5 separate regions of the Homo sapiens genome follow, and all the other regions are linked to region 1. A link is a loop called in an ENCODE intact Hi-C map of the cell type or tissue named here. Cell type or tissue: A673. All regions are shown on one strand. Each heading gives the region's core, and the rest is flanking DNA. Links, peaks and the distances in the headings are about the cores only.

Evidence for each region. Peaks named below come from ENCODE experiments on the same cell type or tissue, not always from the same donor. Only the 100,000 strongest peaks of a DNase experiment are listed, where the experiment ranks them.
Region 2: it touches region 1 in a loop (7-fold over the local background); 7 of 110 quality-filtered maps call a loop at or near these places.
Region 3: a loop joins it to region 1, with 2.4 times the contacts of the local background. A loop is called at or near these places in 4 of 110 quality-filtered maps.
Region 4: a loop joins it to region 1, with 4 times the contacts of the local background. A loop is called at or near these places in 6 of 110 quality-filtered maps.
Region 5: it touches region 1 in a loop (6-fold over the local background); 61 of 110 quality-filtered maps call a loop at or near these places.

What each region holds. Positions count from the first base shown.
Region 1 is chr18:34,119,886-34,126,320 of GRCh38, reverse strand. The region is part of intron 2 of NOL4 (nucleolar protein 4); the gene reads left to right. Among named protein-coding and RNA genes, the nearest start is that of NOL4, 100 kb to the left of the region's middle. In A673, for the core only: a CTCF peak has its summit at 3,412 (motif pointing left); DNase peaks (open chromatin) are centred at 3,420, 4,720 and 5,020; H3K4me3 peaks cover 1,483 bases; H3K27ac peaks cover 1,651 bases.
Region 2 is chr18:33,835,962-33,842,396 of GRCh38, reverse strand. No RefSeq gene overlaps it. Among named protein-coding and RNA genes, the nearest start is that of ASXL3, 260 kb to the right of the region's middle. RefSeq lists an enhancer at 4,641-5,584. In A673, for the core only: CTCF peaks have their summits at 2,556 and 2,762 (motif pointing left); DNase peaks (open chromatin) are centred at 2,736 and 5,606; H3K4me3 peaks cover 247 bases.
Region 3 is chr18:34,627,494-34,633,928 of GRCh38, reverse strand. It overlaps a transcript of DTNA not described here. Among named protein-coding and RNA genes, the nearest start is that of DTNA, 80 kb to the left of the region's middle. In A673, for the core only: no CTCF peak of the experiment used is centred there; a DNase peak (open chromatin) is centred at 2,648.
Region 4 is chr18:34,220,375-34,226,809 of GRCh38, reverse strand. NOL4 (nucleolar protein 4) reads left to right here and starts at 1,897. Exons shown (of 11, transcript NM_003787.5): 1 at 1,897-3,820. The coding sequence starts at 3,557. RefSeq lists an enhancer at 4,162-4,663. In A673, for the core only: CTCF peaks have their summits at 1,666 and 3,200; DNase peaks (open chromatin) are centred at 1,889, 3,879, 4,129 and 4,649; H3K4me3 peaks cover 3,571 bases; H3K27ac peaks cover 2,615 bases; H3K27me3 peaks cover 583 bases.
Region 5 is chr18:34,319,802-34,326,236 of GRCh38, reverse strand. The region is part of intron 1 of LOC124904280 (a long non-coding RNA gene); the gene reads left to right. Among named protein-coding and RNA genes, the nearest start is that of NOL4, 98 kb to the right of the region's middle. RefSeq lists an enhancer at 3,764-3,823. In A673, for the core only: a CTCF peak has its summit at 3,355 (motif pointing right); a DNase peak (open chromatin) is centred at 3,356.

The sequences.
Region 1 (6,435 bases), core at 444-5,443:
CGCAGTTTCAAATTTCAAATCTAACACTCATTTCGTATCTGTGCCACTTTTGGCAAATTATTTACTCTTTTTCTTTATATGGTGGATAATGATATACATTGTGTGCTAAAATGAATGAGTTACTATGTGCAAAGTGCTCGGCATATAGTAAACTTGTGATTGGTGTTACTTCTCTCCTTCTTTGTCCAATCACTACTCATGTTTCACGTAGAAGGACAGGCAGCAAAATTAGCATAGCTCTATCATTTACCCTAGTTACAATTATGGATCTAATTTCCTAGGCCCGCTCTAATGCCTCTGTGTTGGTAGACAGGAATAGTAATAACTTCTCATGCAGGCATTTTTTTTTTTTTGGTGCATCCTGTAGATGTCACTATCCCTGGAAGTCCACGGTTTGGGTTTATAAGAAAGCATGAGGAAAGGCCAGAGTTCTTGTGTTTAGGAGCTCTCCTGCCAAATGAAACTCGTGAGAGTTTCAGTTATTTCATTTGCTTTTCCCAAAGATTAAATCTGTTAAACTAATTTCAAATTAATTTTCTGGAAAAAAATAAAATTGTCTCTTTTTTTAAAAAAATGCTTTTAATATGAATGGAATATTCCTTTCCAGAGATATGCTGTAGAATAGTAACATATTCATGTAGAATCTCTACAGCCTTACTCCGAACATTAATAAAGAAAATATTTATACTATCATATCTAGGACACTTAACCTTAAAACCCTAGTTAGCATTATTTTTTGCCTAGTTCTTTTTATAAATATCTATTGGTTCACTGTCTCTATTGCTAAATAGAATATTCTAACTTGCACCAGTTTCTGCTAGTTTGTCATGTAAAAATTCCCAGAATTTTTGTCAACTTATAATGGGACTAATTAACCAAATTTGCAGCCATATGGTGTGGAAAAGTAGCACTAAAGTCAAACTCAAGAATTCTGAACAATTCATGTAGCCTCTTTGTGCATAGGCCACAATTCACTCACATATATGATATAATTCTGTAGTCTAAGACAGAGTTTGTAGAGTTTGCAGATCTTAACAGTATTGAAATAGGGGTTTATCTACATACCTTTTTGATTCATGCCAGGAAGTCTTTGGTCTCAAGCACATTTTCCTTCTGTGTCATAGTGCCTCAAGTTTTACAATTAGAACTCAATCTATTTGGGTTAAACCATTGACCCCTGTATTTTTATATAAAATTCAAATATCATTAGGCAAGAGAAGGTGGAGAATCAATTAAGCTGCCAGCAGTCATTGATACCTTATATGATCATTTAACATACTTGTTTCTGTCTCTCATCTCTAGCTAAATTTAACTTAAGTCAGGAGTGAGATAGAAAGAAAATGTGAGTTATTGGCATAGAGCAATCTATTGACCTCCCAGTTAGCATAGGACCTGTCTGATTTTTTTTTTTTTTTGAGACAGTTTTGCTCTTATTGCCCACACTGGAGTGAAATGGCATGATCTCAGCTCACTGCAACCTCCACCTCCCGAGTTCAAGTGATTCTCCTGCCTCAGCCTCCCAAATTGCTGGAATTACAGGCATTCACCACTATGGCTGGTTAATTTTTTTGTATTTTAAGTAGAGATGGGGTTTCACCATGTTGGTCAGGCTGGTCTCAAACTCCTGACGTCAGGTGATCCGCCTGCCTTGGCCTCCCAAAGTGCTGGGATTACAAGCATGAGCCATCGCATCAAGCCTTGATTCTTATATGAGTCCTAATGTGGCATCACACCTAATAGCGTTTGGTATGTGTTTGACAGTTAGAAGTTAAGAAGCATGTCATCAAGATGAGGAAGAAGTCTCAGCAAACTCCACAGAAAAATCTTTATTTTCAAAAAAAGGGGAACTATGTCTATTCAAAATATTTAAAAATGTTGGAGTATATTTTGAAATAAATGAATATCATTAAATGAAAAACTGAGAATTACATACATTTCTTAGAAAAAAATACTCTCTAGGCACAATTCACTCATAGAATATAAAAATACTGTGTGTTTGAGTCTCTTTCACTTCTTTTTACTATTATGAATTTTTCCCTTTCTTGCCACGGATCTTAGTGCAAGTATAGATTGTCTTTGAAGCAGAGGGGCTAAGAAAATCTCTATCAGGCTTAGAACTTAATTTCATTTCTGTAGCCAAATGCTTTAATGTAGAAAGAAAATTAAGGCAAAATAACACAACAGACAAATATAGGTTCCTGCCTTTTTAATACAGATGCATTGTTTTTTCCCCATTTTATTATTACAAACTAGAGTACCTTAAATAAGCTGCTGTTCTGGATGTCTAACAGAGATAGAAAAACTTTAAATGAACTATTCCAAGTTCAAATTTTTGGTAAACTTTGTCCAGTATTGAACTCATTAATAATTTACACTGTTACACAATAAATTTGTGATCTAGAATTGTATTTTATAGCTAGTTTACCTTAGAGAGTTTATCAGTATAAAATAGCACTCAAATGTAGATATTTTACAGATAATTTTGTTAGGTTATTTTGCTTTATGTCTCTCTATATAAATATAAAATATCTAGATATATCTATAGCTATCTATAGATAAATAGATCTATGTCTTTCTATATCTATATAGACATATATGTATCCATCTATCTCTCTATATATACATATATATCTATTAGATATATAGATACATATCTATATATACATATGTAGGTATATCTCTCTGTATCTATATAGATATAAATATAGAAAGATGTAGATCTATCTCTCTATATATATTCTCATATATATATAGAGAACCATATATATATATATATATATATATATATGGTTATCACATATATAATGATATCTCATTTGAGGTAGAATATAAACACATTACTTTTCACATTGGTTTATTTATCAGTTACACACATACACACACACCCCATATCCACACAAACATATATAGGTTTTACACAAGTGATTTCTAAATATTAGCTACAGCTACTGAATATTATTCAGATTATTGTCAGATGTGTACAACATCTCAGAAGGAAACAGTTAAAAATAATTCAGCATGATAATTAAATTTATTAACTAGCAATCCTAAAACAAAAGAATAGCTTACTGCCATTCATTAAAATTGAATTATATATCTCATATAGGTGTAGTTGCTCACCGCAGTGGCCAGAGTAATACTGCAAATCTGTTAAGATTCAGAAGCTGTCTTCTTGGTAGTGGAGACAAAAAAAAAAAAAAGACGTAAGAGCTTATCCAAAGAAGTTTATCATCAGCTAGTGTCACACACCACATCATCAATAATTTTTATATTAAATTATAATATCCCAGTGAATATTCTTTGAAATATAATTTACCTTTTGGAGAAACTTCATTAGTTGTTTATGACAGCCTAGTAAATTACTACTTTAGTGCTCCCTAGTGGTGAAAAGGAGCCAATGCGGCTTTAAAAAGTAGCTGGTTAATGCCTCCTAGTGGGTGATTCTCACTCAGATCGAGAGGTTTGTTTTCCTTGCTACTCTGATAGTGTAAAAAAAAATAAAATGACCAAATTTCTTAAAGTGCCTGCATGTATGCACCTGTATAAATAACTATATAGGTAATGAATTTGCAATGAGTATAATAGCAAGGAGATGTAAGACATGGGAGACTGGCATGAGATTGTGGAGACAGAATGGTCCAGCTTTGATGCCAACTAGACTTGAGTTTAAATCTTGATAGTGTAAGTTCTACATGTGTGATGTTGGCATGTTATTATTTTGTAGGGTTGTTTTTAGGGCCATAAATAATATAGGTAAAGTTTTAACATAATAATTGCTTCAAACACTATAGATATTATAATAATGTGACTAGAAAGATGGTTTTTTTCTTTTAATATGGAGTTGTTTTTGGGGTAACAGATGTTCTAAATTGCTTTTTTCCCCCTCTTAATCAGGTAATGAAAAGCTTACTTCTTTTTTTGTGTCTACTATTCTCCTTAGTGACCTATGGATAACACCCACCCATGTCTTCATTTATGATTTTCTCATAAATTTGAGAATATTATTAACTAGCTTTATGAGCAGCAGACTTAGTTGTCTTATGATAAGTAAAGAACCAGCTTTTACCTATTTTTATCCATCTATCTCTTCTGCTCCCCATTTCCCCCTCCACCCTCATTTTCCTGGGAATGTCCTCTCAGAGTGAACACTTTCCTCAGCTGAATTTAGTTCTTTGGTTACGGGTGAATTCTGAAAGAAACTGAGTCAGTAACCTAGTTGCTCTTCTGAGAATTTGGAATTTGGAACAGGAAATTTCTATCTTTCTGTGCTTTTTCTTATCAATAGATAATACATAGACGTGATATATTTGGTCAGATATATTCATTAGTGTCTAATTATTTACATAGTCTAAAGTGTTATCTCTCAATTGGGCTATATAGGCCTTAGGGGCAGACAGGTGGCATTGTCCCAAGTACTCCAGGCCTTTTGATATCCCATAATATGTTAACTTTCAGCACCACCAAACCCCAGATACTGTAATAACCAAAATGCCTTCTTGTTCTCTATTTGCAAAAGTCACCTAGTGAGAACAGTAAACACTCCCAGTTGAGAGACATTTTATAAAGGAAACCACATAGCCAGTTCTCTCCTTGGTACCTTTGAAAAATGTGTTTCTTATTTGCCAGTTGTTTAGCAATTCAATAATTCAGACAACTGATTCTGCAACCATAGTGCACTGTCGTCATCTCACAGACTCTGCACTTTGCCTCTTGCATAAATACATGAACGATATGCAAATTACTGGAGTCCCTAACAGAATGAAGTGAAATCTTCGCCGTCTTTCTCTGTCTCCCTAAGATGGCTAATTATTGCCTGCTTTGAGTGGCTACAGCAACTGTATTCTTGGATATGTGTTCAAAAAGAAATGCTTGCTCCCCACAGACCAGCAGTGTGTAAGAAAGGTAAACTTTAACAAGGGGAGTTGCAACAGAAGTCTAGGAGGTTTTGAACATGCCAATGAACTCTAGACCAGAAAAGTGGCATTCTTTGTGGTTCTCCCCTAGGGCCCAAGGGAAATATAAATGTATCATATTACACATACTCTTCAGGAAAAATCAAGACAGGAAGAGGTTTTCCACACTCCCATGTAAGTACTTGTGTCTTTTAATGTAATTCTTCATGTCACAAGTAATTCTATAAACAATGACTTTGCTGAGTTATCTTATTTAATGCAATATTTAGGAATTCTCTTTATTTTATGAATAGTGAACATGTATGAAAAAGATCTTTTTCATTGCCCATCTACTTATTTTTTCATCTAATATAAGAATTCTCTGTTATGACAATCTTTTCCTTAGCAGCCAAATATTCAATCATAAGAAATAACAGCTGAATGTGGTGGCACATGCCTGTGATCTCAGTGCTTTGAAAATTAATTATAATTTAACATAAACCACTTTCTATTTTCTGCTTGATTAACTTCAGTCTACTAATGTATACTGATATAGTACCAAATTCATCTGATGGTGCCCTAGAATGCTGCTACCTGTATATGTTTTCCTCCTCTAGTTTCTTTATATCATATGGTGAAATGCTTTGCCTTCTTTTAAGCTGTTTTTGCCTCTGGTCTAGCACTTGTACCATTTCCCTATCTTTGGAGAATACTGACTTCCTACCTCTGTAGCACATTCACTTTTCATTTCTTTTACTCTGTGTTGAATGCATTTGCCTCAAATCTCCAAATTGTTTTTATCCGTCTGAAAAACTGACTTGAACTATCTAAAAATACTCCTGCCTGCTTTATACCTTCTTCAGATTTGCCTACTTTTATTGTAAATTTGACCACATACTCATCAAATTCTCAGCACCACAAAATAACTTTGGATGGACAGAGTGCATTCCTCTGCTTTAGAACAGTGTTTTTTTATTAGATGTCATAATCCATTTATGACTCATCAAGTTAATTTAGTGGGCTGTGATCACTTTTAAAAATGAAATAGAGAAGAGAATAGAAATGATCAGTTTGATTTTATGAGTGTGTATATGTGCTAGCTTATGATGTAAAATGTATGTATACCTGTGCTGTCGATATAGAATGTTGGAAAGCCTTGCTTTAAATAGGCACTATGATTTCAAGCTGCCTGCAGACTCTCCAATAATTGCTTCCACCTACCCTATCACTTCTGCTTTTGGTATATCCTTAGATTTTCCTGACATAACAATTTTTTCCAAAGTTAAAATTACCTTCAGACTCAAGCCAATATTTTCATTCATATTAGATAAATATAGTCTTTAAGGCTGCTAGATTTAACACACACAGGATAACCAGTTATATTTGAATTTCAGATAAACAATAGTTTGTAATACGTTTGGCTCCAATATTGTATGTTTATCTAGAATTCAAACTGAACTAGGTGTCTTATATTTTATCTAGCAAACTTAATCCTATTTAAAAATCAGGCCGGGCGCGGTGGCTTAAGCCTGTAATCCCAGCA
Region 2 (6,435 bases), core at 762-5,761, 280 kb after region 1:
GAAATCTAAAGCACAGGAAGACAAAATTAGCTTTTCCAATATCATTCAACTAAAAAGTAGCAGAAACTTAGCTTCCAGGCTCTCCTTCCTCTAACAATTTATTGCATATCAGTGAAAAATCCTAAAATTTACATACAGCTTCAACTTATGATTAGAAAACAAAACAAGTTCAACATGAACACAAATAAACATGCCAAATCTCGTTTATTCTCTAATTGTAAAATTATACCATTTTAACGCCATTCTGTATCTCTCTGATCCTAAACAATTCTTTATCCTAAAGCAGTATTTCTCACAAAGTGTCAGCTGTATTAATTTTGACTAATATTTTAATTTATTTCCTTTTTGTGTGGGGAAGGCGAGAGAAGAAGTGTGCGATATAAGCACATCTTAATTGTGAAAACAGTTAAGCTTTCTCTCATGACTAGCATAAAACACCCCCGCTCTTCAGCCACAATGAATAGATAGCGCCTAGCACTGTGCCAGACACTGTGGGCTGGGTCAAGCCTCAAGAACAAATTAAGGTAAGACAGCCCAGCAGTCCACAGGCTTTTTCTGTGGGCTTCTACTTCTCTCTCTCCTCATCCTCTCTTATCTCTCTCACTTCCCCAGTGTGCTTCTCTGGGTACTCAGCTGAATATTTCAGGCAATGAGAAGTGTCTGTGGTGGCAGAATTACCGTGTGAAGGCAGGTGATTCTTGCTTCTCCTTCAGAAGAAGGAGCCCTCACTTTCTTTTTTTTTTTTTTCTTTTGAGACGGAGTCTTGCTTTGTCACCCAGGCTGGAACACAGTGGTGCCATCTCGGCTCAGTGCAACCTCTGCTTCCCAAAGCAGCCCTCACTTCCTCACTTTGTGCTAATCCACATCCCCTGATGCCAAACAATTCTTTACCCTGGAGTAGTATTTCTCAGTATCAGCTGGAGGACCTAGGGTGATATGTGTTAAAATTTAGACGCCTGAGGGCCATCACAGCTGTATCTGAAATCAGAGAGGGGGGTAGGTGGGGTGGGGGATGGGCATGATAGTGTAGTTAGGTCACAGCAAGCTCTCATCTAGTAAGCTAAGCTCTCCCAGGTGATGCTGAGGCAACTTGATTGCTTTAGAAGTTCTAACCTGGACCAGAGAAAGGGAAGAGATGGGCCAATAAGTGGACATGTTTGAGGAAAAATTAAGTGATGGCCTGAGAGCCCAGAATTGAGACATGTTCCTAGAAAGTTATTTTGTGGAGAAGCTCTTAGATCCATGGCTCCTACTTTTTCACAAATAAAGCACCCAGCTCTCTCCCTAGAGACCCCACTCTATCCCTTAGCAGCTCTCCTGTGAGGAAAGGATGGCCCAGGCAGTAAATCTCTTCTGGTTTATAACAGAAAACACTGGGTAGTTGGGAGTGTTCCTATCTCTTGGACTGAGTAGAGACATATTTTTGGCACACTGAAAAAGATCAGTAAATGCTTCTTATCACACAATTATTGCTATATTTGGGAGTTAAATTGCATTATAATGTACTCCAATTACTTATACTTTTATCAATATAGTCATAACTATGCATATATTCCGAACAAGGGTCATAAAATTAAGGCCAGTGGACCAAATTTAGCCTGCCTCCCATTATTGTAAATAAAGTTTTATTGGAACACAACCATGCTCATTTATTACATGCTGCTTATAGTTGTTTTCACGCAATAACAGTAGAATTGAGTGAGTAGATACAAGAAAGATGATATGGCCCACAAAACCAAAAATATTTATTATCTGGTCCTTTATAGAAAATGTTTGTCTAGAGGATTATATTATAGATTATAGCTCTCCACCACTACTGTATGCCAGGTACTTTACTTGGCTCCCTTGTGCATTATCTTTAATGTTCTCAATAACCTTCCCAGTTGTTATGATCATGATATTGCAGGGGAAGAGTGTTAGACAGGTCAAGGGATCTGTTTAAAGCAGACATCCGGAATTCAAACAGTACTTTGTTTATGTTTTCTGACTGCGAGTCTTTTATGAGCTGTGCTAGGGATATAATCACCATGTTACACTTTTAATGGGAAAAGTTGTTCTTAGTGCCAAAACATGACCCTAAAAAAATGTGCTATGGGAAAGCAGTCCATATGCAATTTGGGGAACTGACTCTCAGTCCCCAAAGAGTCTTTCCTGATAATCTGGCTACCCCAACATTGTGTACCCTATTTCATTTTTATTCCAGTAATTATAAGTGCTTGAAATTATTTTATTTATTTGGCCATTTCTGTTTGGATTGTTTTTCTCCTCTCAGTGGAATGCAGGATCCTTGCCGGCAGAGTTTCTCTTCCATTTGCATCTGTAGCCCAAGAGCTGGGAGCATGCCAGGCACAAGTGTCACTGTTCAGCAAGCATTTGCTGTGTGGCTCCTCTTAGTTAATAATAAACGTTTATATTGTTTTCTTGTCCTAAAATACAACATCTGAATATAGACTGTAATGCATAGCAAAATTTGTCTTGCTTATTTGCCAACGGTGGAAAATTCTTTTTTGAAATCCTTGGAAGCATTCTAGAGGAGAACTGGGGTAGGTGTTGATTTATTGCAATGCGGTATTTTGAAAATTATCACAATATCTCTTTAGGGGATTCAGTGGAAGAAACCAGGATCATATACACCACGAAAAAAAAACCCAGCTTTTTAATTACTTAAACAGCAACTCGAAATGAGCATGATACTCCTCCTCATTTAACCCCTTAGAAGTGTGAGTTCACAGATTGCTACATCCTGCCCTCTACTGGAAGAGAGAGTAATGACAAACAGGGACTAGCAAAAGAGCACTGAAGCTTTTTTTTTTTTACCAAGAAACACAATTTTTCTTTTTGCTGGAGTAAATTACATGTTACAACTGCTCTTCCCTGCCCCACATTCCTTTCTACTTCCAGAGTAAATAAATAGCAAAGCAAGTGGAGTACAAGATGGCTACCAGTAAAATAAAGAGAAAAGCAAACCTATATATAGGACACGTTTTGAAAACAAAATTAATCTTTTATTTCTGTAGAAGTATTTTTAAAGTGTGATTTGTTTAATAATTAACTCTGCACCTCAGTTCTTATCATCTGACACTCTGTTGAAGAATATAATTGGAAAGGCTATCTAAGTTAAACTTCTAAAAATTAAACTTCTGAAAATTAGAGATAGCATATATTCATATTTACTTGTATTAACTCATATTTAGTGCAATATCTTTAACTTTTAATTCATAGAGTAAATGTCATGTCTGATATAATAAATATAATAATAAAATATATAAAGTCCCTGATTTTAAAAATGCATATTGTATAAGATACTAAGTTTCTTTTATAGAGAAGACTGATTAGTTACACCTGACCTTAATGTTTTCTTCTGGCCTCATGTGTCCCTTCCAGTTTCACAACTCACCCTACCAAACCTCACGTGTATGTCAAGATAAAGCAAGCTATCCCTACCCCATTACCCTGCGCTTACTTAGATAAGAACACCATCCTATAAACCAGCATACTGACCTCTACCAGTATATAATTTTTTTCTTTAATCAACAATATGCCCTACATCTTTTAAAGCATTAGCTAAATAAGCCAACTATACACTGATTTGAAGCAGGTGCTTCCAAAATCTCGCTTAAAACATCTAATATGAGCAAGACAGGTTAACTGAGATATCTTCCAGTACCTTTAAATTCTGACCCTGTGCTAAGTTCCAACACCACAAAACAAAGTGTCTATGTCTCCGAACTGTAGGTTAATGCTCTCTCTCTAAAGGAGTAACAAAAGAATTTGCTTGTAAAGAATGTATCATTTCTTTGGGAAAACCAGCATCATATTTTTGATTTCCATGTTTCCATTACATTACCAAGTCCACGGCTCTACCAAGTAAGGTTATCTTAGAATCAGGGCAAGGAAAAGCTTTTATCTATTGGTGAACTCTTAGTAGATAGCAAGAAGAACCATTATGGTTAATAGCATAAACCATAGAGTCACATTGCCTAAATTCAGATTCCAACTCTCTCTTGTACCATGTTACCTTGAGCTAGTTATGTTAACTTCCTTTGTCTTAGTTTCCTCATCTGTAAAATGTGGGTGTCAATAGTACCTGCCTCATAGGGCAATTGTGAAAGTAAAAGAAGTTCATATGTTAAAAAGTCCCTTGGAACCAGACTTGGCACACAGCCTTTGAGAGATGTCAGCTGCAACCCAAATTTGTTTCTGCATCCTACCCTGTTGACAGAAGGCTCAGAGCTACATGTCAATTCTTTCGCTGTAACTGATTCCAGACACCTGCTTCTTCTTTCTCTCTCTTCCTCAATTTACTTATTTATTATAATTGCTCTGTTTCATATCATTTTTATTAATATAAGCTGATGAACTATTTTAAGGAAATGAACAAGAATGAAATTATTTATTAGGTGGACTAAACTGAACTTGGCCTCTTTGGTCAATTATTTCAGTCCAGATTACTTAATTTTCTGCTTTATAAAATACTCCTAAATTAGGTCACATCAATTTCAGAAAGCACGTCTTAGAATATGACATCTTCCATGTGCAAGAAAATCCAGAATTTAAAAAAAAATCTTGTCTTCATATGAGACTTCTTGGATGACATATAGGTGTTAACGGTTTAATACATGCATATAAAGAGGTACCTCTTAACATGTCAAATATGTTGATAGGTTTCCATGCTCATTAAGACTCACATGGATAAGGAATGGAGCAAAGAGCAGCTATACTCTACTGGCACTGTGCTGGGAATAATTTGAAATCAAGCTTCTCTTCTGCAAAGCCCAATTCTAGTTAAAAGGTGCAAGAGGGAAATCAGTACAGAGTGCAAGTTCATCAGAACAGGTTGATCTGGTTTGCTGGAGACTCTTAGAAGCCTCCTGGGAGAAATGGGGATAAAAGTTGTTGAAATAGATAGATAACTCCAGGACTTAAGCTCTCAAACACAAATGATGAACAAAGACCAGCTTTACCTCCTGGAGAGTGCCTTCTCCAAATAAATGCAGGTAACTCATCAAAGCCTCTGCCCTGAGTACTTAATTGCTGGAGAGGGAACATTTGGGCTGCATAACAAAAAGCATTACTTTTATTTTCTCAGATCAGCCTTAAGAAAGTGTCCCAAGTTTCAAAGGGAAAGTACCTGAGACAGACATAGTAAGTTGATAAAGAGTTGTAATAAAAGAGGCATCAGAAATTGAGGCAACAAGGCTGTTTTATTGGAGATATTGAGTGGGGATGGCAATGGGATTAGTAATAGAGAAAGAAAGCAAAAAAGCATACATTATCCCTGTTGACTATCAGCAAACTGAATGTGGCTCAGAATACCAGTCAGGAATACCCACAGGGTAAGAAATGTGTTTTAAGAGTGGAAAGAAAAGAAAAATCAAGTCTTGGGATGCCAGTGGCTTCACTTTTGGTAGTTCAGAGACAAACTCTAATATTCTTTGTCAACTCAAAAATGATGAGGTTCATACATTTGGAAAGGAGAGCTTTAATTCTCATAAAGTGTTGCAGCCCCCAGGGTAGCCATTCTGACAGTCGGGGAAGTGTAGCCTCTGGCCAGAAGCCAGAAACAGATACACTGGGGCTCAGCCAACTAGAACAGGGATTTATGCTGAATGAGGTGGGCAAATATACATATTCAATCGTCTATAGAAGGAGTCATGAATATTTATGAATGGAGAAACATGTGAATGTACAACTGGGCTTCATGTCTCTACCAAGGGTAGAGTATTTGGCCCTCTGATGTCGAAAAGTGAAGCGGAAGAGAGGAAAGTTTTTGCTGTGCATCCTCTGAAGACTGGTCAGAACTACTGCTTCCTTGGTGGTCTCTTATCAAGAAGAAAGGCTGGTTGGTTAGTGTGCCAAAACTGCAAAAGGAGGGGCAGTAGCCAAGCGGTTGGTTGATATCCACAGTGGAATCTCTTGAAAAGGGCTGGTTTCTGCTTAGCTTTTAGGGAAGAAAACCTCATGTCAACTAGGGAGTGAGGGGAGATAACAAGGTGTGTGGGACTTCCCATTCTGTCATGGCCATGAACTCGGTTTTAAGGTTTTTCTTGTGTCCCTTCGGCCAAAGGTTGGTCGTTGGGGGCGGGGGGTCTGTATAGTTGGTCCTGGGGCTGATAATTTTATTTTTATTTATCATCCTTGTTATTTTTCCCTCTTCAGTGGTGAAAGCTGGAATGGTAAGTGCTATAAAGAGGGGTAAAAAAGATATGCCTCACAGGACTCATTTGTTAGAAGAAGAGGCAGTCTGCGATGTAAAGTCAGCAATCCCCACTTGTAAATGTTATTTGTGCCCCACACCACACTGAAGCAGGACTCAGTACCTCTTCTCACAACCCAGGAGGAAATCTCTAAAACCAAAATTTTAATTGTAATCATATTTTACAGTCTCATTTGGAATATGGGAACAAGGGGAAGTTAGATCACAGAATTACCGAC
Region 3 (6,435 bases), core at 539-5,538, 510 kb before region 1:
CTCAATCCATTAAATTGATATTATTCCTACTTAAGCCCACAGAAACCAATTTTGATGATGCCCAAACAGTTGATTGAAGTTTTAAGAAAGGTATGTTCTGTTTTCCCATTTACTCTTTTTCCTTAGGCTGGAAACTCAGGAGACTGTTCACTACTCTACAGTCCTTCAGGCATGGATATCCTTGGGCTGGCCCCATTCTTAGCAATTAATGTTAGGTGGTCAGACAGGGTAGTAGAAATGTGGCATGTGTGTGAGTGTGTGTGTGTTCCACAAAACATACCATACTTAAAAGTGAGAGGAACCCTTTGAGTGTATGACCTGTTAGTACTGTGTGTATTCAGTTTTCTGCATACCACCTGGCCCTCTGCCATCCCGACCTGCCTGCTTTTCTGTTTCTCTGCTTGCAATTTTTCCACTTCATTGAAAATTAGCATGTCTTGTAACATCCCTTATTCAGTTCTTTTCTTATGGCTTTCTTACTATAATAGATCTTTATATTTCCCTTCATTGTATAATTAAACCTAACATTTATTCAAGCAATACTATTAAAAATTTTTTAAAGTTTCTTACTGTTTTATGTTTTCCTTGATGTCTGATATTGCAACATCATAGCTTTGACATTAATTACTATAAATATGCTGTATTTCACCGACTTTAGATTTCAAATGAGATTTTGTGGGCTGGGCAGAGCACCAGACCTCTCTAGCATTGTATTCTGAGTTCCAAATAATTAACTCACACTGGACTTTTGAAACTCACCAAAGGCTGTAAAGAATTGTCTTAATCCAGATATCAGAATAGTTACCATTGATTCATCACAAGGAAGATACATTAACTTAATGTTCTAGATCTTCCTTGTTCATCAAATATGGCTCTGGAATGAGACTACCTGGATTCAAATACTGGTTTTACCATTTACTAACTTTCAGAATTTTTTTAATCCTCTCTATGTCTCAGTTTTGTTAGCTGTAAAATAGGGATAATAATAGCACCACAAAGAATAAAAATGAATGATAATCTGGTATATAACATAACAAAGGATATACTAACTCTTAATTTAGCAAATTATTGTTGTTAATTGCAGGTGGACTAGCTTAACAGAAAAAGAAAATCTCATTTTATTGATGAAAATGAAAATAAGGATTAATATATTTTTAAAAGTGAGTTGAAAAACAAGAGAAAATCTTTAGTGAATTAAAATTAAGATTTCTGTATAAAAGTTTGTAGCAAATGCTGAAGTTCCCAGATAAAAATCTTTGCTTCTAAAGCTCTTAGGATGAACAATTAGGATAAGCTACAGTTGGCATATTTTACAGGAACAAAATTTACCGGTAAAGGGCTGAATGATTTCTGAAACAGCTGAGAAATCCCGCTGATAGAAAGATTCTCCCTGACAGGGGACAAGAGTTCAAGCTGTGTTCTGGCATTTTCTGCAGAGGGCTTTTCCAAAATAGCACTAGGGAACTGTTAAATAAGGCACCATGCCCAGCGTTATATAGAAACCTACAACAAAGCACAGCAGCATCATTTGCAGCCACCACATTTGAAAGAGCTGAAATGCAATGGGAACCACTTGACTTGCTTGCTAAATGATCCTCCCCTTAAATCACCATTAACATAGGGGAACATAAGCTTCATGTACTGGTGAGGAAAAGTTGACACAAAATGTCCCATACGTATGAGCCATTTATGTCTGTGGCACCATACAAGGAGAAGGAAAAGCATGATGTCCTGTAATCTGCTTCTGGTGCCAAGGGATTTATAAATCCATTTTGTGAAGTTTACATTACAAATGGATTAAATTCTATTAATTTAATTTAAATGGATTAATTTAAATGGATTAAAGAAAAACAGAAATAAATTATATTTTCTTTAACTAAAAGCATATTAAATTGAAAATGTTATGAGACACCAAGATAATAATTTTTTAAAATGAAGTCCATGAGAATGGTGCAAAGTAGTATGCAAAAAACTTATCTGCCAAATGGAGAATTGTGAAACTCCCGATAGAAGTATAGCTCACTAAATTTGAGGAGAACCCAGTGGTTTCATTGTATTGACATAATTGCAGATCATATCTATAAGCTCTTCTGTGCACAGTGACTCTTGGGTGATGAACAAGTTTGCACATGGGAGTCCTTGGTACACAGTTCAGGGTAGGAGTGTAAACAGACTCTTTGTAGCTCAATTTCCATGTGGTAACAGTTCCTTGTTATTGACCAACTCTGAAATCATGTTATCTTCATCAAATCTCTATTGCTACTATTAGATGAATTAGCAGATGAATTAAAAGAATGTGCTTTATGGATTATTTTCATGACTACGTCATTGTATTTAGATCTTTTAATCACTTTGCTTCTTAAAACTATTTGCTTTTTTGTTTTCTGCAACATCCTTTCCTGCTCATTAAATACTTGGACTCTCAGGTAGATCTCTTTCAAATATCAACAGTGACACTTGCTATAAGTAACCTTTTAGAATCTCAGTTTTCTCAATTTAAAAATAGTGATAAAAATCATGTCTCCTCATTGAGTTATTGTGAAATTAAAATTGGAATAATAAAAATAACTGTTAATCCTTATATAGGGCTTTCTATGAGTCAGACATTGCCTTAAATGATCCATTAACCATTTTAGGCTTCATGCCAACTCTATAAATTTGGCACTTTTATTATCCTCAAGCCATAGCAGCACAGAGTGCTTAAGTAATTTGGTAATGGCTATAGCTACTAAGTGGTAGAATTATAATCTGAACCCAAGCGCTACGTGTGCTTTAAACCCCTCTACTATAATGCATATAAAATGCATAGCAAAACTACTTGGTAATAATAAGCACTCAATATATGTTAGCTAGTATTATTGTTTAAATCATTTTCATTTGTAACCATTACTTCCTTCTCTGGCCCTGTGATTGACTCTGTGTCTCCTAGCCATGCCTATGATGTTGAGGTCCTTCAGTCATTTATCCTTTCTTTTCCTAATTCTACACACTCTCCCTGGGTAGTTTCATCTACTCTCTTAACTTCAATAACATTTATATGCTGATGATTTCACAGCTTTATCTTTTACTCTGGCTATTCTTCTGAATTCCAAACACATATATCTACCTTTTTTTTTTGACAGTTTGGCTTAATAATACCTGAAATTTATCATTTATCTGCTCCACCTTCCAGCTGCATGAACAGAGCTACAATCCAATTATTCTCCCAAGCTAGCCACTTTGGAGTCAGCCTCTACTTCTTGCTCCTCTCTAAATCCAAGAGGTTATTACATCTTCCCGATTTTATCTCACTCATGTCTCAGGAAACTGACACTCTTTACCTCCTGTGCTACTGCCTCTATCCAGGCTTCCAGGAACCTCTTCGCTCCAAATAAAATGAACTTTCCACTGATCTCTTTGCTACTAGTCTCCCCTTTCAAATCCTTTCCATCACTATTCCCAACTCTTCATTTTCTTATCGCTGACTAACCCTCACAGTAACCCTGTAACATAATGTATGATTATTACAGAGTAAAATGATCATACACTGCATGTGATTAGCAGCTAAGGCTTAGAGTTAGTATCAGTTATTTCATTTATGATTTTATGAATTCAGGAGAATTGGGTTATTCAATATTATGATGTGGCTGGGCGGTGGGCTGCCTGAAGTGGAATAGAGAAGATGAATAGAGAAGTCAGGGAAGCCAAGGCCCTATAAGCTCTCCTTTTCATAAATCACCCGCCCAGACGTGAAGTCACTTAAGATGATGGCAGTTGCTAGGGTTGTGATTAAAAAAAAATGTACTGGCTTCTGAACTCTTCAACAAGTAGGTTTACAGTGGTGATAACTGAGGTAGAGAGAAGTGAAGGTGGACACCATATATCCCAAAAAGAGATATTCATCAAGTGATGGTAGAATATGGCCTGGAAACCACTTTGGGGAAGGAGAAAAATGCCAACGACATCATTTAACCCTACGACACAGAGCATGAGATAGAATAAGCAGCTTTCTCTGGACTGGGCTGCTGAGGAAGCATGGAATCAGAGGCCCAGCAGGCATGTATCAAGCCCAGGAGAGGAGAGATGCTCAGTGAAGAGAGTGACAGTATGGAGGATTGCGGGACCAGCAGTCAGTTCAAAATGGACTAAGTTAGGAGGAAGGTGGTTCAGGACATTGTGTCTGGTGGTAGAAGCCCATGAGAAAATGAAGGACTGGGGAGGCTTATATGCTGGGTTGTAGTTGACCACAGGTAACAGGCATAGGTGGCCTGGAGGACTAAAGAGGTTGCAGGTTTTAAACAGCACTTGTCCTGGAAGCCCAGAAGAATGGGCATCTTAGGATTGCCTGAAAATATCTCACTACGACTTGAATTCACTGGTTTTTCTGATGAAATCCTATCCCAGGAGAACAGATAGCATGTTGAGTGAATTCCTGGGACCACTTCTAGATATCTTCCGAGCTAGGGCTGAAAGTACCATATTCATTAGGAATCTGGACAACAATGGCAATAAAATAAAAAGAAAGTAAGATAAAAGGATAAAAAATAAAACCAGTTTTCCCAAGTCTCAACCACACTTACTGGCTCTTTGTACAGTTACTTATGGAAACTCCGTCAGGGCAGACTAACAGAGAACACTTTGGTAAGTATTGCTGTAGTTGAAAGACCTTTTAAGCCAATTTACAATAAGAAAAATTTTCAAGCACTGGGAAAAACCTGGGTTAATTCTTAATATAAATAATGTAGTAAGCTTTTTTGTGTTTTAATTGAAGCTGAAGTTGAGCTGTAGTGAGGATTGTTCTTTATTAATAAAGAAAATAAAAGAGCTTGTGTAAACATAGCAGAGAATTCTTCTAATTGTTAAAATATTTATATGATATGCCATTTCATAATTTAATAAAATATTTGATTATTAAACTCATGAAATTATTTATGCTACTAAGAAGAACGGTTAATGTGGGTACAGTGTTAGATTGAGATAATATCATTTATGGGGAGGAGGCGCTTTGTGAAGTTGGCCCCATTTTCTAGATAAAATTATTAACATTATTTCAGTTAAGAAACATTGTACTGTGAATAGCATGCATTTTAAATGATTTAAACTATGAGTATGGTAGGTATAAGGTGTGTCAACCAGTTTGAAAATATAAGCTTATAAAGTGTGACAAACAAGTTCAAGTAAGAAAAAAAGAATGTACAGAGTTTGTAAGAAATCCAGGCATCCAATAATACTTCACACATACATCTTTCTGCTTTAGCTATATCTTTAGAAACATTGAAACTTGACAATTACAACAAATAAAGTTGTTATGCAGGGAATATGCAATTTTGAAATGCCAGAAGGTTACTAGAAGTTCTCTGATAAGCAATTCTTTGAAAAGGCATCAAGCAAGATTTATCTGGATCAATGAAAAAAATCTCAATAAACATAATGCAATTTGAACATTGTGTAAGTACAGGCCAAGGGATATGAGTCTTTCTTCACAAATGGATCTCTAACCTGATGGCTAGCTTTCTTTATAAAATTGCATGTCATGTCTAAAGATCCTTATGGCAAAACAGGATCAAAAGAAATCACTGTGTCACATGAATATGTGAATCCTTTACCAAATAATTTGAAAACCTTTCAGTAGAACTGATTTAGCACACAGCTATGTTATATCTTCTAACTTCTTACTGTATTAAAAATAAGATGAGTTATAGACGTTGGTTAGCAGAGAGGGAATGCATAAGAAGGATTTTAAGTGGTCTTCATGAAAGCTAGAGAAATGAGTTGTTAAAGAAGCCTCTGAGTGTTTCATAGCTATTGTAGATAACTTGAGTCTTCTTAAGGATTAGAATTCATATTTTAACAAATTTGTGCCAGGCGCAGTGGCTCATGCCTGTAATCCCAGCACTTTGGGAGGCTGAGGCAGAAGTATCACTTGAGGCCAGCAGATGGAGACCAGCCTAGGCAACACAGTGAGATCCCATCTCTACCCCCCAACAACAACAACAATAAACAAACAAAAAAAATTAGCATACAGTCAGACAGAAGGGTGTACCATGGAATTCCTACAAGTAACTAATGTTAGAAGAAATATAAGCAGCACTGGGAAGTCAAAAATTGAATGAAGATTTTTAAAGAAAATCTTTCATATTTTGCCCAGACTTAGCACACATTCAAAAGAGAGGCTGGGCTGTGGGTGGAATTCTCAATAAGCACAGCTGCACTGGCACAATCATGTGCATCATCCTTCCCTGACTCAGGAACTCAAGGTTGATCACCATGTTCCAAGAGAGGCAAAGGACAAAGAACACTGGACTGAGCATTATAAAGATGATGGGGCCAGAGATCTGAGAATAATTTCATTTGCAGATATTGAAAGGGACTTTTCAGATAGCATGGCCCTCTATGATCTCTAAGGCTTATTGATATTGGTGAACCTAAACTTAATATCTTGAATGGATATGTGGG
Region 4 (6,435 bases), core at 479-5,478, 100 kb before region 1:
ATCTATTTCATTTTGTGGGGTTTTTGTGCTTGTATATCAAATCTAGTGAATACAAGTGGGGGTTGATGACATATTTATCTTCTGGGAGTTCTGTATGTCTAGGGTGTTCTAGTTGCTATGCATTAGGGTGTCAAGTATAGTTATAAATACAATGAACACATGTGTGTGTGGTAAAGCCCTGTCATTTCCTTAAGACGGGGGACCAACTTCAACCAAACACTACCCAGCAAAAGCCAACAAGAATGGACAAAGATTATGCCTACCTTCTTCCTTCCTTCCCTTACTCTTGTTCTCCTTCTTTCATTAATTTATTAACTCAATTTATTAAGCACTTACTGTGCACATTGTTCATTGCACAAAACAAGAAAAAAGACATAAACTTTCAAGGGTTTTCCAATTAAGATTTTATTTGACCAACAAAACATACTCATATGAAAATATAAATAAGGTAAAAGGAGCAGTGTAGTCATTATGATCTAAAACAATATTTTTCAAATTGTAGGTTGCCAGTCATTCTTTGCTGGGTCATAAAATAAATTTTTTTGGTTGGGACTATACTTTACCAAATAATAATAACAAAATCAACAGGAGAGAAAAAGGCAAATATCAGTGTATATTGCAGGTAATAAAATAGATGTTTTCATAAAATTTTTGCAGAACAAATGTATGTATGCACTACATGTCAATGTAAAGTGTATGGCTTACTACAAGACAGGGCTAAAAAATGTTTGAAAGACACAATACAGATGATTATAGAAGAAAGTTAATATTAAGTTGAATGATTAAGGAAGGTTTTTGGAGGCTGAAAGTACATAAATAAAGCTTAGAGGGGATGGGATGCCTTTTTAGATGAAAAGCTGCATAAAATAGTTCTATAATTGTGAACTATAACCATATGAGAAAGTGAATTCTATAGAACCAGCTTATTCTTGAATGACTACCCCAGGACCAATTATCTTTCCAGAAACTTCCAGGAAACACATGACCAATATCTAACTAAATTGAGCTCTGATGCCACAAAGGGAAACTTAACAGAGTTGCTCCTGTGAAGTATACCCCACTAGAAGGGTGGTTCAGGATATCTTCTGTCCAATTGCGTGTTTCAAATATTTATGTATTTAAGATATTAAGATTTTTTTAATGTGAAATATCTAAAGATTCACCTCAATAAATTGAAAGTGATATTTTTCCCCTGAGTCCCTTGTATTAGATTCACTTGTGACTTCATTGGACAGTGTCTTCTCTGAGCTCTATGGTCTAATACGTATTGAACAAAAATTCAAGGACTCAACAACTGATTTATTTTAGCATTTCTTTTTAATACAAAAGAAGGAAATAAAAGAATAAAAGCAGTCGGGGTGGCCTCTGGAGAAGGGGAGCTGTTGTTGCAGGAATCTTGCAAGTTAATGAGAATTCACCCGGGACTCAAGAGGGATGGAGAGAGGGGGAGAAAGGAGATGGGGGAATGGGGTGGGGGGATAAAAACTCTTCCTTTGCAGCTGGCCCTTTCCCTCATTTGTTGCTCCAATAAGCAGTAATTAGGTCCTGAGCTAATGGTGTCAGCTGATCTGCTGTTTTTAGGCTAGACCCAGAGGAATCTCCATGGAAACCCTGCTGGAGTCGTCCCCCCACCTGGATGCTGCGTGCTCCTTTCTGCCACCTGGCTGCCGCCGGGCCCGCTGCTACCTCCTTCTGCCTCTAACCTGCAGCCTGCAGCATGCGCACTGCCCCCGGGATCCCTAAATGGGACAATTCTGCCCGTGACGTCAGCGCCCAGCCGTCTCCACAGAAACTTTTGTCCCATTGGCCAATCAGAGAGCTTGGAAGGGGCCGGGGAGGGTGGGGGAAGGAGAGGGGAGTGGGAGGGGTGGGGGTGAGGGGAGAGGCGAGAGGTTTAGCGTGTGGAGCTGCCTGCGCTCCGCCCGGGCTGTCAGTCCCGGCTCCAGCCGCCGCGAGACCTTCCCGGAGACGCGCGCACACACAGCGCACCCCCTGCACACCGCACACCCTCGCTCCCTTGCTCACACACACGCACACACTCAGCCTGGCCGAGCAGGAGCCACTGACCATTTTGCAAGTGTCAGGACCAGCTACAGCGCGGTGGGCGCAAACATCCCGCTTTCCCTTTCCGGGATTTAGTCTGGGAGACGACGACGAGGGAAGAAGGTGGGCTCGGACGCAGCCCAGGCGCCGGGCACTGGTCGGGCCGTTTTCCTGGCAGAGCCGCTCCCCGGGACGGGCGCGGGCCTCGGGTGAGAGTAGAATAAAGAGGAGCGGCCGCAGCCGCCGCGCGAGGAGGATGGGAACTCCCCTATTTCCAGCTCTGGAAACAAATGGATGGAAGTCCTGAATGGAGCAACTGCTGACTTCATCTGCTTGGAAAAATAGTCCAGAGGAACTCATATTTGGCTACTCAGAGCAGTGGAGGGGGTGTCCATGACGTGGCAGGGGGAAAATAGACAACTGAAACCTCCCGTGTGAACTGCAAACTGTGACCAAGCAAGGGGAAAATGATCTTTCTGTATATATTTTAATTTCGTGCAAAGGTTTTCAAGCATCTGTATCCTAAACTTACTTCTATGTCTTGTTCAGCAGAAACCAGAGGAGTCCTGTCTGGGGGTCCCATCATTATTCGGGATACCCGCCGCCAGCGGCCTGCCTTCGGTTACCCACATCCCCCTGGAACGGATATCTGTTTGGGGCACTACAATCTATCCTGTAGAACTATGGCCAAATCTCCATCAATGCTTTGCTAATTTCTGGGACTTAACTCGTAGAATCTACATACAGGGCTGGAATTTATTCAAAATGCATCTGAAGAAATGACATTTTAAACCGTTTTAAAAAATATCTTGATAAAAAATTCTGTAAAACAGAATTTGATAGGTTTAAAAACATGACAGGTAAGAACTTTCTCTTTCTAGTCCCTTAACACCCGTCGTGGGGAAGGTCAAAGCAGGACCCAGGAGGAAGGAGAGATCCGGGACCCGTGTGCCCTTCGGGGCTCAAAGGCGCTGGGCGGGCGGCTGCTTTCGGGAGAGGCGCAGCCCTCACTCCTGGACCACGGGGCCAGTGGCTGGGGAAGCTTCTGGGGCGCGCGCGGGGAGGCGGCGCTGCGCTCCACCTGCCCAGCCCCGGACGCAGCCCGGGGGCGAGGCGTCTAGGGACCACCCCAATTCAATATTGGGATTTTTAATAAACCAAGGAATGGGATTTTAATTATTGAAAACCCAGCTCCTCTGGGCCAGAATGGTGTTGGGATGGTCCTGGTCACAAAATATTAAAGAGACCGACCGCTAAGGGAACAGGAAAAACGTCCGAGACAGCCGTTGCAATTACGAATGGACCAGACTTGGTAGCACGGGGCATTGATTGCTGGTGCCCAACCGGACCCTCCTCCCCTCTTCCCATCCCTTCCCCCACCCAAAGCAGGCTCCCGCTGCGGCCGGGACCTCGCATCCCTGCAACGTGGCCGGGGCTGCATTTTTCATGAGCCTAGGGTGAACAGGTGCGAAGTGCGCTGGGAGCATCCGGCCAGCGGCCGAGCGCGGGGAACATGGAGAGCGAGCGCGACATGTACCGCCAGTTCCAGGACTGGTGCCTCAGGACTTACGGGGACTCAGGCAAGACCAAGACGGTGACCCGTAAAAAATACGAACGGATCGTCCAGCTCCTCAATGGCTCCGAGTCGAGCTCCACGGACAACGCCAAATTTAAATTCTGGGTCAAATCGAAGGGCTTCCAGCTGGGCCAGCCGGACGAGGTCCGCGGGGGAGGCGGCGGCGCCAAGCAAGTGCTCTACGTGCCTGTCAAGACCACGGTGAGTGACTCGCCTTCCTCTGTTATTTGTCTGCCGGAGCAGCCCGGCGGGGAGGGAGGAAGGAGAGAGGCGGGAGAGAGGGGGAGCCGTGAGCCGCCGTTGGCTCGTGTGCCCCCTACCTTCCTCAACCCCCTCCCCAAGTCGTCCCCACTCGCATTAGCCAGGCGCGTTTTCCCCACTGTACAGTCTTTGTGGTCCTTTATTTTAAAGCGGCAGCGCACCTCCAGAGCTGGCCTCCCTCCCCGCCTCGGGTTCCCGGACCGGCTGCAGGAGCTTCCTTCCCCGGGTCGGGCGGCGGCGTCTGGCGTCCTCGGGCTGGGCCATTGTCCCATGTCCTTCTCTGGGCGCCTGGCGCGTGTCCCACCGCCGCCACCGCGCCTAAAGGCCAGGCTGGAAGCCCGGCCGCACGCTCTGAGAGCAGACGAGTCTGATCGATAGTCTACAGTGTCTCCTTATTGGCATAAAGCCCGAATGTAGCGCTAGCGGTGGATGTGGGGTTTTCCCCAGGACACTGTCAGGTTTTATCGTTAGATCGCTGCCCGGGAGGCACGGGGCAGCCCGAATGCCTCGATCACTCCCAGAGATCGTTGCCGCGACTGTTGAGATTGTAGATAAGGTCCTGGAGATTCCTCCTCCCCGCCCCCCCATTCCCTTCCTCACTTCCCTCTTCCACAAATAAAGCCGCAGCTAGAAGATGAACAACAAAGAAAGATGGGTTTAGGCGCTATCGAATGGTGTGTGTATTTGTTCCTTTTTCTGGGGTGGCTCTAGTCTCATGGCCACAAAGCTCTAGCCCAGGCGCCGCGAGGCACTGGCATTGAGAGCCCAATGCATCTCAGCCTCACGCTGCAGAAGCCAGTGGGGCTGGGGAGCCGCAGCAGCGTCGATTTTCTTCACAAGAAGATGGGAACTGTGGGCTACAAGTAGGATGGCAGATCTGATGCAGGAGACCTTTCTGCATCATGCCACGGTGGGTACTCGCCTGGAGTAGGGATGGGGGAGGCTATCTGGCATCCTTTGTATTTTTGCCTCGCTTTGGGGTTTCTTGAGCATTTCTTCCTTTCCCCCCTCCTGTACTGGCAACTGTTTCCCGGTGCAGTATTCCTGGAGGATGCTAGAAAGGAGACGCTTTGAAAGCTATTCTATCTCTAATGGAGGTATATTATATTGAATTGAAAATATGTGCATGAAAAGTTTTTTTTAAAGCATTATTTGGAAGGGTCTTTTAGGTTTGGAAATCAGTTTATGGTTTCCTGAGATTAATTAGAAATAGTTGTTTGAAGGATGTATATTTATTTTAGAATTTATATAGAAATTGGGAACCAAAAGTAAAAGTGAAATGGAAACACATATAAAAGTTCTGTGGTGGTTTTTTTTTTTTTTTTAACAATGTACTATTGTTGGGAGATTTCTAAGAGTTGGACCTATAAAGGTGTCTTCTCCTTTAGCATGTGGCACTACTAAAGACAATGGTGAGATTATTGTCTGGCTTTCCTAAATAATGAGGACTAGATTGGCATGATTTAGAACTGAGGTTTATTTACATCTGGATGAGCCAGAAATCTGATATACAGAATGAAGTGCTTTGATTAATTTGTATTGGGAATAATATCAAGAAATGATGTAGAAAAATAATTTATTGTTAGAATTCAAAACATAAACATGCATTTTCCTTTGGACAAAACTGAGCTAACTGAATGGATAAAATCATTTAAGATATCTTTACTTAAGGTATTATTTCATAATATCATGTATGTTTTAAAGAAACACTGTTAGTTGGGAAGTTTATTTTTCATTCCTTTTATGTTAAACTTAGGTCCCTCTAACTGTCAGATAGCTTCACGTGGATATTGGTACAATGAGTTTATACTCATATGGATTTGACTACACCCACTATATGTGTTAACATATGTGTCCTTTTAAAGGATTGACTATTTTAAATAACATAAATTCTGAACAATTTTAGAGATACTAAGATCATCATAAATGTCAGTTATTCAAACTAGCATTCACGCATTCATATACCACTATTTTCAGTCAAAAATTTATGCAGAATAGCTAAAGAATTACTGCTAAGACATCTAGTATAGAGTGACAACTTCAGGGATAATATTAAAGTAACACGTGTTTATTCAGTAAAGATTCCATATATTTATGGGAGAGAATATAATTCATCAGGTGATTGTTAGATAATGGTTCTCATGTAGTATTTAAGAGCTCTGCTTTTCATTCAAGCCTGTTTTGAAATATTGAAGAGGTTTTTAATTTATGAACTCGTCTATTGCTCTTTATAAAATTTTTATACTGCTCCCGACATAGAATTATAGGCTCCTCCTTCTCTGAGAGACAGCCAATCATCATTTCAATGAGTTAAAAAATAAAGGATCCCCTTTTATCATGTGTTTCCCTACATTTCAAATTATTCCTTCCTTAATGATACATTGATTTTTCTTTCCGATGGTAGGAGTACAGTCACCAAGAAGACAAAAATATATTTTCTCTTAATTCCAAGGCATATATTGATCAAAATAAAATACTGTATTTGAATGGTATTTTCGTGCAGACTAAGAATCATTCTTAGCTGCTTGAGGTTTGAGGGTTCACGGCTGGCTTTG
Region 5 (6,435 bases), core at 902-5,901, 200 kb before region 1:
CTAGTTACTCTTTAGTGGCTTGTGAAGAATGCTCTAGGATTATAGAAATGATAAGTTGACTAGGAGACTTGGATGGAGTGACTACTTCACCAGAAAAATAATGTTGATATAGACCAGATATCAGCAAACTTTTTTTGTGAAGTGTCAGATAGGAAATATTTTAGGCTCTGTGGCTAGTCTCTGCTGTACGTATTCAACTCTGCAGTCATAGTGCAAAAGCTGTAATAGACAATATAGGAATAAATGAGCATGGCTGTGTTCTAATAAATCTTTATTTGCAAAAAGAGGTAGAGTGGCAGGTCAGATGTGATCCATGGTCACAGTTTGCTGACCCCTAATCTTGATCAGGAAGGATGAGTAAGATCAATGTATTTCAGGCACAAGGGACAGTATGATAAAAGTTCACTAGCAAGAGAGTGTCTGTATCCCTGGATAATAGCAACTGAATATAGCCAGAATAAGGAATGCTGCAAATGAGCTGCACATAAATGATTAAGGCTACATTTGGTAAAGTCTCATATGCCAAAGTAAGAAGTAGGTTTTTACCCTGCAGGGAGTTACAAAATGAGCTTCTGTCCTCTAAAATCTGTATAAATCAACGTGTTCATCTTCCAAAGTCAGTGGTAGAAGAAAGTCTGTTAGAAGAAAAAAACACAAAGTGAATAAAGATTCTTATTTCAGCGTTTTTAATGGCTAGCAGTGGCTACATTTTCTTTTCTTTTTTCCTTTCTTTTTTTTTTTTTTTTTTTTTTTTTTTTTTTTTTTTTTTAAGACAGAGTCTTGCCCTGTCTCCCAGGCTGGAGTGCGGTGGCGTGATCTCGGCTCACTGCAACCTCCGCCTCCTGGGTTCAAGGGATTCTCCTGCCTCAGCCTCCCGACTAGCTGGGATTACAGGCACGCACCACCAATCCCAGTTAATTTTTGTATTTTTAGTAGAGACAGGGTTTTGCTATGTTGGCCAGGCTGGTCTCGAACTCCTGACCTTAAGTGATCCTCCTGCCTTGGCCTCCAAAAGTGCTGGGATTACAGGTGTGAGCCACCAGGCTGTGGCTACATTGTTAAAAACACATTATAACTTTTTTTGTGTACTCTTTTTTCCACACAGCAAGTACCAAGAACCTGACAAAGGCAGCATGCACATGTATCAGTGATATATCCTCTCAGCCTACTTTGTCTTCAGCAGACAATTTACTTTTGTTGCTCACCTAGAAATAATAGGGCATTTGGGAAAATTACTCCTTCTAATGACATTTCTATAGAAATTGGGGAAAAAAGCTGCTGGAAAAAGCAGCACTTAGGTGAAATGCTAAAATAAGTCAAGTACAAAAATGAAAAATCACCCTGTAGCTCAGTATATTTTATAATTTGATATTTCATCACTAAGACAGTTTAAAAAATAATCCTCCAAGACAAAGAATGTTTCAACATCAACTATTAAGCATGTGATACTAAGAGAATAGAAGCTTCTTCTGCTCAGAAATTGTCTGAACCTACCACCAACTGTTTGTAAAGAGGTTTTAAAGCTACCGAATAGCATAGATGTATTATTATAACGAGCTGATTAGATATTTTAATAATCTCTTTTTCAGTATTTTCTAACATAAGAGTAATGTCATTTAGACATCAGTGAGAGAAAAGATCACAATTGTGGAGAAACAAAGTCATCTATGAGAAAAGCCATGGCCTGAGTCAGAAGACTTCCAGTTCTCCTGGCAAGTCTGGCTTTCTCTTTCTCTCTCTCTCTCTCTCTCAGGCCAGAAGATATTCTTTTATTACAATGAACTAGCAATCATGCAATATCAAGAAACAGCCATGAAGGCACCTGCAGTAGGGATTACTGCAGGCCTGTAAATAAGAAGTTTCTTGAGGGGTACAACTGGGTAATTGCTGGGAAGGCAGAAAAATGTGGGGAAGAAATGTTCTGACCTCCTTTATAATTTTCATACAGGTGACAAATTAAGAGGCCAAGGTGACATTTTATAACAACTTTTTTTTTCATTGATTTGGGGCACTGATCAAAACTTCTGCCTCATATATATATATACTGTAAAATAACTGAAAAAAAAAGCAGTCATAAGTCCTCGAAGAAAGGGACATATTTTGGCAAAGAATATTTAAACACATTGTAATTTCTAAAGCAAAATTTGAAAGAGTAAGGAATCTTCAGACACGATATGGGTCTTTTTCATCACAAGCAAGCTCTTTCTTAGCAAGGACACAAAGACAGCACACTGCACAAAAGCAACAGTGACAGCATTAATGATGACTTAATCTCCTTGCAGAAGAGAAAAATCATTTCACCAAGGTGTCCAGAAGGTTTCAGGTCCTTTTTAGGTAGTTTCCCATTGAAATACCTGAATATGCAGCATAAAAACAAAACACAAATATCTTCGGGCCAGAAATGGACCTAAGATACAGTGAAAGCAGATACTGTGTGAGCTTCTGGGAAGCTTATAATATAGTGGCAGGTGACCTCAGTGACTCTGAGATTAAACTTTGATCAGGAGCCCATAGTGGCAGAATGTCCATGGACCAGAAGATCTCAGGCAGCTCAGGATGCTCTGCATCATTCAGTAAGCAGACACTGGGAGTTAGGACATGTATGTGTGCCATACGTTTGGTGCCTAGTGATATCTAGGGATAAACTAGTCCCTGAAATGACACAAAGCACACTTGTCATATGCTGGCTTTTGCCTACCTCCTTGCTATTCTAAGCCTACTTTTGATTTTGTGAACTACCCTTCATTGCATGTAGTCTTGGCCAGACTGTAAGTCAGGGCCCCTGGACAAAGGTTGGTCAGAAGATCAAGAAAAGCTAATCACGCACTCTCTTCCAGAATTTTAACCTAAAGCAGAGTGTTACAAGGACACAACATGATTGAACTCATTATTCGAATTGATGAATGAGATCACCTTTTTTCTATCTGCTCACAAACAGCAACCTCACAACCAAACAAATAATCTAGAAATCCACTAATACCAGCTGATCTCTATGAGGAATTTGCAAAAAAATGTGAGTATTCATGAAGCAGAGCATATACTTTTCTGTTCCTGTGTGCTAGTGTTAGCTCGGTTCTGTTTTTTTAAATAAGGCAATTAAACAAAATAACTTCACTTTAAAAATGACACCAGTGATAACCTTACACAGTTTTAAATGTGAGAGTCATTGTCATACCTTCTAGAAATACGATGATAAAAAAAACAAGGCTATCACCAAACTTTCGAAAACACGCATGATCTTTATTATTAAGTTTTCTGGCTTTTGTCACGATGTACAATTTTTTTCTTGCAATACTTTCTCAGTCTGCAAACCCACTCTAAGCCCGCGTGCGTCCATAAAGACTGCACCACATGGTGGCGCTCTGGTTGTGCCTTAAGTGAAATCGCTAGCGTTTTCTTTTCAAGAAAAGGGTTGATCAAAAAATGAAGTTAAAAATAAAATTCACTACTCAGCTTTCCATGGTCCTAGAAAATAAATATTCTTTTTAATGTTTTCTCTACCTCCTCTCTGCGTCATTCTCCCTCTGGAAAACCTGCAGATGCCCTTTATTTTGGTTCATGCAGTTGGAGCCACCTGGACCCAAGAGTGAAGACCAGGTGGAACCTGTCCGGTTCTGAACAATAAGGAAACTGGTTTAATGATACTCCCAGAGCTTTCTTGTGGCCACCGTTCCCCTCTTGTCCATTCAGAACTCTTGTCATTCTCTCTATAAATGAATCACCGGGGAATTTTCAGCACACCCCAGCTTCCTGACCAACAGCTTGCTCACTTGCTGTAGCCATCTTGAAATAAAATGTACTACTGCGATAAAGAAAAACAAAGTTTAATGGGTAGAGTTCTTGTATGAGGCCATTTAAATTTAGACTCCCAATCTCCACAAAGCAAACAGTCCTGGGGTAGAGAATGCTCTGAAATAGCAGCGTCTTGTTTTGTGTTTTGCCTCCTGGGATCCTCTGTTTTTCCCTTGAGGGAAATTGCCTTAAGGTAGAGAAAGGTCCAGTTCTGCCTACCTGGAGAAAGGCTGACCTGGTGATTTATAGTACATAATTAACAGAAGGTACGTGTACACCGGGGGCCAGTGTACTATCTCAAACTGTGGATGAGAATGACATTTCAGCTGAGCTACATGAAGAGGAAATTATAAGTAGAATGCCTAAGAAGTATTTTTCAATATAAGAAACAACTATTAAATTATCTACTATTTTCTCTAATCATAGAGGTATATTAGATTTCTACTGTTATGTTACAAATTTCCATAACCTTAATGGCTTAAAAATATCCTTTTATGAGTTCACAGTTCCGTAGATCAGAAGTCTGGGAATGGCATGGTGGAATTCTGTGCTCAGATTATCACAGCGTTGACATCAAGATGCTTTCAAGCTCAATGTTTTTGCCAGGATTCATTTCCTTGTGGTCCTATGACTGAGGTCCACATTTTCCTGCTGTCAGCTAGGGGCCACTTTCAGCTCCTAGAAGCCACTCACAATTTCTTGCCATGTGGCTCCTATTGGAAATTCACAGCATAGCGTTGCTTCTTTCCAGGCCCAGAAGAACATGTGTTTCTGACTTCTTCCTCTGTGGCCTGCTTGAGAAAAATAAAAAATCTCTCTGCTTTTAAAGGGCTAATGAGACTGATTAGGTCAGGCCCACCCAGATAATCCCTCCGTTTCTTAAAATTAACTGGCATGGGTCCTTCAGTGGAACTGCAAGACCCCTTCACAGCGAATCCAGATTTGCATTTGATTGAATGACTGGGAGTAGGTGTGGATACCCCAGGGGTCAGCATACTATCTCAAAATAGTGGCTTTCTCATAACTTCATTCCCTTACCCCTGTTCTGATACCAGCATACAGCAAAGCTAAGGAGAGGTCCCCGGTTTACTCTGCCTGAGGAAGGGTTATGGTTTTAGTTCTTAGGCACTCTATTGGTCTGAGTCAGAGGATATAAAGTTAGAGCTGGAACAGACTTTAGAGATGGGTTCAATGTATCTGAGACTGTGAGGAGTTCAGAAACAGCTCAGGGTCACACAGAGGTTGATTGCTGTGGCCAACGCCTTCTACTTTCCCCTGCTAGCCTCTTCCAAGCAGCCAGTGCTGCTCCAAATGGGCTTGTCACCAGGCCCAGGGAACATGAATAAAATAACAATAATTTAGTAAGTTTTCAATAACATTATTCTTGATTTAAATAATCTTCCTTTATTATGTGATCATACTGCCTCCTTTCCCTTTTTTTTTTTTTTTGGTGATGGTGAGGAATGAGCTAGATAGAGCACAGAGAACTGATCTGTGCAGTTATTCCGTAATTCACTTTTTAGCTATAATTTTTTTTTATTTCCAGGTCAGAACTTGGTTGACAAATATGACATCATGTTCTTCAGAATGTGAGAGAATTCCTTTAAAACAGGAAAAAAGAAACCCACATTCAAAATAAAAATAGTATGAGACAACTATATCAAGTGTTTAGTCTGCTTTCTAGTTATTATTGTTCTTAAGAAAATTCCCTGTCTTTAAAATTTTCAATTTATTTTATACCCTCACCCCACCCCTGTATTAATTCCTGTAGTGGTGAAGAAATTTACCACTTAGAAAAGTCAAGTATTATCATTGAAACTCTAGTGACTATCAGGATGAGGCCATAAACCCCATGAATTTCTAATGTATTTTATAACTCTAGCTCCTGTCATGTTTGGAATATACCCTGTGCATGATAATTATTTTTCCTATGGGATTGGTAACTGTATTTGAAAAGACATTAAAAATGAGTGACAATGAAGAAAATGGATAAATATAGAAAAGCTATCATTTAGTGTCTGCCACTACGTGTCACAAGGCACTTTGATACAGTTTCTCTAATTCTCTCATCAACCTGCAAGGCAGATGGTATCGTCTTTACCCCACATATAGATAACAATTTTCAGAGAGATTAAATAACTTGGCCACAGTCAGAAATCTTGGAACTGGCAGAGATGATTTTCAATCTCAGGCTCTATAGTCCAGGTTCATTTTGCTACAGTGTGCATGACCATCCATTCTCCACTTTTGAGCCTGGGCATATATCTTTACCGCTGCATAAGGATAATAATTATATTCAGAGATGACAGATCATACTGTAGCCTACACCCCCTATACCTGGAATGGAGTGGTTCTAGTCTTGATTTTGTCAGTAAGTATGATGAACTTGGGTGAGTAACTTTGTTAAGTTTTCTGAGCCTCAGTTTCCTTGTCTGTACCTGTAAAACCGAGTAGTAGGATTAAACGATTCTCTTTGGTGTCTACTGACTTAAAAGGCTAGTGCCCTTACTTTTAGGTTAACTTTTCATATTTATTTGTGCATTGAATTGCTTATTTACTCACTCCTTTTGCTATTTATTTCTGTGGCTGTTACAATTGCCCCTGCTAATCTCAACATTATTGTGGCTACTACCAATATTAGTA